2 separate regions of the Homo sapiens genome follow, and region 1 is linked to region 2. A link is a contact called in ENCODE Hi-C or POLR2A ChIA-PET data. All regions are on one chromosome and are shown on one strand. Each heading gives the region's core, a stretch centred on a gene start or an enhancer-like site at or near the end of the contact. The rest is flanking DNA. Distances are from core to core; before and after follow the strand shown.

Region 1 (3,874 bases), core at 987-3,486, 1.0 Mb before region 2:
CTTGGCAGTCTAGTGTGAGTAAATCCACCATCCAGCCCACCTATAAGTCCCTGATTTCTCTGCCACAGAATTTTCTGGTTTTCAGCATTAGACTTTTCTCCTTATGAATTGAGATAGCTAGAGATACCATCTTATGGATGGCCCTGGTTTCCTTTCTACGATCAGACAACCATGTCCATGAAGCCCTGAGCTCAATTCGATTGCCCCTGTTTTTCTCATTTAGTTTCTTCCTCTTTTCTCTTAAAAGCAACCCTACATACCCATCACCCTGGCCAGAACCAATCTGTAATGTTGCTCCAGACTTTCAGGAAAGTATTTTCTATGGCCTCCCCGCAATAGGCGTCATTCAAGACCTGTACATGATCCCTGCTCAAGTGTGGAATTCCTTCACAGAAGGCAAGTTCCTCCTCTACTAGATGATATGGTGGTAAAAGGATGCACTGGGTCAGGGGGAGCGGCGGTTGGAAACACTTGGATTCAAACCTGGCTCTACCATTTATTAGCTATGTGACCTTGAGGAACTTCCTTAGCTTCCTCTCAACCACAATTTCCTCACCTGTACAATGAGGATAATACTACCTCTCATAAATGTGTTGTGAAAGGTTGAATGATACACTGTGTGTAAACCTCCAGGCAGGAGATCCCCATTCCCAAATTTTCAGGCCAGCATTCAAGGCCTTACTATCATCCATCCCAGGCCTGTCTTCCTCATGGCCCTGTTAGACTCTATACTCTGGCCTTAGGCTCCAGGAGTTTTAGAGGAACCTACATAGGTACATAGGTACATTGTACATAGGTAGACAACTGCAGGCTCAAAGTGTCATTACAGATTTGAGCTTCTCCCGGCTTGTGAATCTAGTCTTCCTCTGTAAAAAATAAATAAATAAATAAATAAATAACTTATTTTCCTCTTTTTCTAGCCATTTTTGGCGTTTCAGGCTGGATGGTGGGTTTTCTCTTTGGCCTTTCAACTCAGAGCCACGTGGTTTCTCCTGAATAAACAGAAAGGAATCTCTTGAATCTCAGTTGTGACAGTTGGTTGCAGCAGTCATTTTAATGCCCACTTGGAGAAGCCAAAGGACACCCATACTCAGGCACAGTCGATGGAGGGCAAGTCCTGGTTCAGCACCTGGCACCTGGTACCTGTGTACCTGGCAAATACAGTCGAGGGAACAGCATTTCAGGCCCTTGTCAGGGAGGACCTCCCAGGATGACACTGAGGAGGCCCCTGAAATGATCCACAGCCAGGTCCTGGCATCCCCCTCTTTTCCCACCCACAGTATCCCTGGAGGCACTGAACAAGCTCTGAATCATCAGAGCTTTGTGTCTGGAGTCCCCTATTCAAAGGGGCGCAGGTCTTTTCATTTCCTAGCATCCCATGTGCTCGGAACTAGAGCCAAGAGATCTGAATAGAAAGTAGATGGAGAGCAGCTGAGGATGAGAGGGAAGAACCCCTGAGAACTTTTTGAAGTCAGCTTTCCCCTCCGTCATTTGCTTGTGACAGACAGCTCCTGGGGCGCAGTTTTCCTTAGCGCCTCCAGGCAGCAGAGACAAAGACTCTTCTGAGATGTCACCTGCACCCCTTGGAGCAACCGGCGTTGGCTAGAGGGGACTGTCATGCTCATTTGTCCCGATAAGACATCGGAGCCTTCACCCAACCTGCCGCATGGTATCCCTCTCCAACGCCTCCCACCCCTTCCAGGAAGGCCCTCTATTTAGGCAGCTGTTTTCCCTGAAGCCGGGTTTGCCCGGAGTTCTGTGTCCCATTCCTGGAACACTGGTGCGTCTGTGAGAGACACCGGGGCTGGCTCCGCAGCCGCTGTGTCCTGAAGGAGGCGTGTTCCGGGACTGAGGGGGCAAGGACACGTAATGGCGGGGGGCGGGGAGTGGGGAGCCACCGGCGGGAAGACGGGGAGGGAGGGCGCGTCTGGGGCGTGTGCGCCCAAGGCCAGAGGCACCCGAGGTGGGCTGGCCCAGGGTGGAAAGCCTGGGCCGAGCCCCTGGAGCGGGCGGAACGGCGAGCCAGATTCAGGAAGTTGTGCCTGTGACATCAGGGGCAGGACAGAGTTGGAGCGAAACCTCAACTATGCCAGGCGTCGGCCCGTAGGAAGGCAGGGAACACAGAGGGCGCTGCCCTCGGCGGCAGCGGCAGGTACGCGCGGGGGTGGAGCGGGGCGGGGCGGGGCGGGGCGGGCGGCTCCCACGACCTTGGCCGGCGCCGGGGCCCTACACGCCAGACCTGGCTCGGGGTGGGAGTGCAGAGGCAACCAAAAAGGAACCCACACCTCCCTCCAGGGCCCGGGGCGCTGTCAGACGGGGCAGCAACCAGGAGATTCCCTGGGCCTGCAGGAAGCCCTTCCGCGGACCGAAAGGTGAGTTTCAGGACTTTCTGTTATGTTTTTTAAAAATACATTTTTAAGCGCCCTCTGTTTGGAAGAAGACGCCCAGTCACTCCTGTCTTTAGAAGGATGAGACCTGCCCCAGAGATACAAGGAATTATTCCTAAGTAGCCTCTTGCGCCTTCACAACTTTAGTTCTGGTGTGTTTCCCTCCTTCGCGAGGACTCTCAGGAGTCTTCCTCTCTGCGCCTGGGCTGAGTCCACATGAACTCCTCGGAGGTCGGCGGTGGAGTTACCTTACTCCAGCTGCCGGTAGGAGCGCTTTGAAGGGGACACATGGAAATTCTGTTTTTTACTGAGAAAGCTAAGGCCTGAGACCCTCCGGAAAGCATCGCGGGCTTAGGTGTTTCTAAACCATTCTAGGTGAAGCCAGATTTTCTCTGGAGCTAAGGAACTAGCCAAAACGAAAATATGGCGTGGAGCCAGGGGCGGAGAGGAAACCTGTTTGCTATTCTGAGAGTTTCCAGGGAGCTTGCTGTGACACAGATTACTTCCTAACTTCTTTGACTCTCAGTGGTCCCACCCCCAGACCCCCCATCCCACCCATGAAGGTAGAGTGGGGGACATAATAGGACCTGTTTCCCTAACATTCTGAAGAGCTTTACGGGATTCATCATATGATAATAGAGTTAAGTAAACTATAGATGATAGCTAGTGGGAAGACCAGTCCTGCCTAACCGAAAGGGAAACTGAAGCACAGACAAGCACTCACCCTAATTTAACAGAACACCGGCAGCCAGCATGCCATGCTACTTAGCGGGATTGTGCCACCGATTGCGTTATACGAGGAAGGGAAGGAAAAGACCACTGGAGCATCTTGGAAGCTCCTCCCTTCTAAAGCAGTTGCATTTCATTTGCTCAGCTACAGCTCATAAGGACCTGAAGCTAATTTTAAGGAACCCTCATTCTGAAGTTCTGTTAGATAATGGGAGAGCCTTGAGTTACAAAGAGCAGGACTTAAACATAGCATTGATGCAACCTGTTCCTAACCCTTTTGCAAATGGTTTGCAAGTTCTATCTAAAGACTTCTGCAAGCGTCTTACCAGCCTTTAAACTGGTTCAGTTGCATCAACCACTTAGTCTGATGTGCCTGCCCTTCACCCAGTGCTGGGCTGGAGAGGCAGCTGTACAGGAAAATCTGACCAAGTCTTTCCTTTTGTCTGAAATTCTGCCTCTCTGTCCCCATCCCAGATACAATTTTAGGAAAGAGATGCGTTGTAAAACAAAAGTTTCTTTGGCCTCCATGCATTGTCAATATTTGGCCTGTGAAATGAGTATGACTTCTGTCCTCTTCCCTAAAGACTAAACCCAAGAGAATAATAAACACTCAACAAACTAAGTTATTGATTTCACCAAAGAGGGAGATGCATCCATTCCATACATTCATTCAACATTTGCCAAACCTACCGTGTGCAGGCCAGTATACCAGGGCCTTGGAGTCCAAAGATAATGAGATGGTTTCTGTTTTTGAGGAG
Region 2 (3,658 bases), core at 446-2,945:
TCAATTTCATAAGGGACGCTCTACTGAGAAAATGAATCACAGGCCAGTTTTCTAGTACTAGGAGCTTGTGAACCAGTATTTTCCATGAACAAAATCCACTTCCAATGTGATCACAAAAAGCAAACTTCACATCCGTATCTTCTGACATCATAACTAATGGATATTCTACGGAAGATGCCAAATATAAACACTACTGTAAGAAAAGTCAGAAGGTTTTCATGAAACTGTGTTTTCAGAATTTTAACAAGCAACTACTTACCTCCCACTATGCACGAGGAAATTTAAATGTATTAAAAATCCCTAAACCCCTCCAGTGCCAAAAATAAAGGCCTTAAAATCATTTTCCAAACTGCGCTGAAATCTGTCAGGCAAGCAAAAGTTCTCCTTACCATTAGTGTAATAAGGCTGGCATTTCAGTTTACTTGCATGAAACCAATTTTGCAAGTGACCACCCAAGTTTTGGTACATATTCTAATATAACCCTATCTGAGAGATCCAAGGACCTGGACACACTGCCTAGTATCTGAAACCCGTCAGTTCAGCTCCCATGCACCCGGCCACCTCCCGCTAGCCGGTGGCCCCTTTCCACATGCTGACGCACTGCCCAGCCCTGTACCGTTGGCGACCAGTGCAAAGTACTAGCCCAGTCTCAGAAACTTTGACTCAGTTATCAGGACACTGAGCACTCACAAGGTGGGTGGGGGTTGGGGGGAGGTGTTTGTCATGGCTCAGGAGGTCAACTTTGAAGCGGGGCATTCCCTACAGGTAGGGATCTGCCCGGAACGCATCCCATCCCAAACTGCAAAACCACAAGCATCAACAGCAGGAGCCGAGCAAAGTGCTCGGCGGAGGAAGAGGAAGGGCGAGGGAGAGAAATGGTCGAGTACAGAAGCCTGCGTGTGGGTAAGAAAATACCCTAACCACTCGCCCACCGGACGCAGGGCGGCTGGGACTGCGAATCCAGCAGCAGCCACAGCGTAGCAGCGGGCGGCAGCCGCCGAGGCAGCAATGTCAGGAGGGCACAGCTGGAGGAGGCGGCCGCCAAAGCCACTACCCCACCCCCAGGTAAGGGCGCCGACCCCGCCCGCCCTATCCGCGAGGAGCGGCCACCTGGGAGAACTGCGGTGTCCGGGAGGCGGCCGACAGTCCTGAACCCGCCCCCTACCCTCCTTACCGCGGTCCTCCCGCATCCCAGTCCTCGGCTGGGGCCCCATCTCGACCCTCCCCAGGCTCAGCCCGACGCCAACACACCCAGGCAGCCTCGGCCCGCGGATCCGGGCCGCCGGGCCGCCCTCGTGTCCCTAGGAGGCCGTCCTCGCCTCACCTCTTCACGTCTCCGCGGGCGCTGCCGAGACAACAACTCCTTCAGGCGCCCGCGTTCCACCCTCCACCTCGCGCTCTGAAGCCGGGCCGGTCCCGTTCGCTCCGCCACCGCTGGAGCCCGAGGAGGGCGGAGGGAACTGAGAGGGGAGGGGAGAAGGGCCGCCTGGCAGGAAGAGGCGAGGGAGGGGGCGGGCCGAGAAGGAGGGGAGGAGGCGGTGGCGGCGGGTCGGAAGCGCGCTCGTCCAGGCCCCTCTGCGCGGCGTGCGCGCTCCTGATGTCGGAGGCGCCCACTCTGCCGGGCGGCGGCGGCGCACACGCGCGTGCACGTCGCTGCGTGGCCGCGGTTGCGCCGGGAGCGGAGGAGTGAGGTCCTGACAGAACCAGAGCTGTTAGAGCAGGGACGCGCGAAAGGCGGGAGTACGGGCGGCGCTGGAGAACCTCCGCGGCGGAGGGGCCTGGGGGTGGGACCGCGCCCGCGAGCCCGCCCTGACCGGGGTGCGTTCTACTGGCAGTTGCTGAGTTCGGAAGATTAACTCTGAATGTGGAGAGATTATTTTCTTGCTCGTAAACCTGGTTTACATATTTTCATTCTTAATGCTCAGTAATCTTAAGGAAAGTCACCTGAAAGAATACTTTTTCACCAAGTACTCTTCTGCGCCTGTTTGAAGGTGTCTGTGTGCTTGTGAAGCGCTCCCTTGTTAGTTCCTTCTGTGAGACTCGGGGGAGACTGAAGAGGGAAATCACCTGCGGGGAATGAACAGGAAAGCAATAAGTAAGCACCATTACGTATTATATGAAGAAAATGTGCCCTCATTTGCACCTTTTTATCCTTTGGGGTAAAAGATGTTGAGGTACAAACTAGGTAGAGGTAGAATAAACCAACGCTTTTTCGCTACGAAGATTGTACTGATCCTTGAATTGTGGACATCCTTCTTCTAGATCCTGCAACCAGAAATGACCTGTAAATTTTCCGAATCTCCTTAGCACTTTGTTCTGTAGTTTTGTGGCACCTAACATGTCAGGCTTATCCAGGTTGCCCTGTGCAGCATTTTATCCCACTAGACAACCGCTGTGAACCTGTATCATTCATTTGTATCTTACACTGTGCACCCTGCCTAACTCATAGGAAGCACTCAATGAATGTGATTGCATGGATAAGTGAATATAGTGTCCAGTGATTGCAGCCATAGAATGACTTTAGTTTAAATATCTCCCTTCTATCCCACTTCAATTCCCCTGCCCTCATTTTCCCACCCATATTTAAAAGCTACTCTGAGAAACGTGACATTTGTCCAAAGGGCCCTCCCTGACAAATTCCTTCCCCCCACACCCCCGCTTTTCCTGATGTTAATGTCTATAGATGCTGAGACATATCAAGAGTGTTGTAACTATTTTTTTGTTTCCCCTACCTTCTGGGCTGCTTCCCTTATTAACTTCTGTATCTCAGGAGCCTACCTAGCCCTGGGCCTGACAATAAATGCTGAAAGTTTTTATTATATTTAATAAAGTTAGGGTTAGAATAACATAAATCATCTGTTGATTTCCTGAGATGTACAGGAACTATTAATAAATCTGCCAACCAGTAAGTACTAAGCCTCTACTAAATAAAGTACTAGTAAATTTACACTGCGCGCCATGAGGAAATCAACAGTTGACAAAGCCGCAGTTTCTGCCTTCAGGTATCTTCTAACTGGAGTGAAGCTTTTTGACAAAAAAGGACAATGGATGTGGTAATTATGGGCATTCAATAGGTAACTTAGCTAAAAAAGAATTTAAAAAAAAAATGGCAAGTCCAAAACAAGTTTAGTGTTCCCCAAATTCAGTTCCATATGTCTTTGAAAGCAATAGTGGACACCACTGGCCACTGCGAGTTAATTCTTCTATTTAAGTGGAGCATGCTATCTTCATGTGCCAACTTGCTATAAGGAAAAGAAAAATCCTGTCCCATGGCCACATGTAACACCTCTCATCAACAGGGGTCATTCTTTAAAACTGAACTTTTCCTCACAGTACAACATAGATAAGAGACAAGTCATGAGAGAACCTAGATAAAAGACAATTAAGGTGATCTGATGCAAACTCATCCTTACCACCAGAAAAACAATTCTAAGCACATGCCAAAAAATTATTAACAGATCTTCAGGCTTTTAGTCGAGAAACTAAAAGGAATAAAAAATTAATAACAAAGCATTCTTCATGTGGTATGTGCTGCTCACTTCTCTTTCCACTGTGGCTTCATTTGCATTAAGCGTATCCTAGCAGCCCTGGTCCATGAAAGGACTGAAACTCTCACTTTGAGAGATGGTGTTATAAAATACTCCAGCATGATTCATAA

Evidence for each region. A loop is a pair of places that touch in the nucleus more often than their neighbours do. ChIA-PET counts read pairs that join two places held with the same protein, here RNA polymerase II (POLR2A). Pooled maps may share reads with other maps.
Region 1: a loop to region 2 is called in a map with no recorded cell type, with 6 times the contacts of the local background. The contact joins the promoter of KIAA0040 here to the promoter of RABGAP1L-DT in region 2. A Hi-C loop is called at or near these places in 1 of 168 maps with a recorded cell type or tissue (naive thymus-derived CD4-positive, alpha-beta T cell), 5 of 37 single-sample maps with no recorded cell type and 11 of 50 pooled maps. POLR2A ChIA-PET finds 5 or more read pairs at or near these places in 1 of 52 experiments (activated B cell).

The regions. Positions count from the first base shown.
Region 1 is chr1:175,191,138-175,195,011 of GRCh38, reverse strand. KIAA0040 reads left to right here and starts at 2,236. Exons shown (of 4, transcript NM_014656.3): 1 at 2,236-2,372. RefSeq lists enhancers at 1,574-1,683, 2,404-2,553, 2,794-2,843, 2,984-3,033.
Region 2 is chr1:174,157,324-174,160,981 of GRCh38, reverse strand. RABGAP1L-DT (RABGAP1L divergent transcript) reads left to right here and starts at 1,695. Exons shown (of 4, transcript NR_121197.1): 1 at 1,695-1,818; 2 at 1,992-2,095. It overlaps RABGAP1L (RAB GTPase activating protein 1 like), which reads right to left and starts at 1,462. Exons shown (of 26, transcript NM_001366446.1): 1 at 1,325-1,462. RefSeq lists silencers at 1,057-1,236, 1,357-1,756.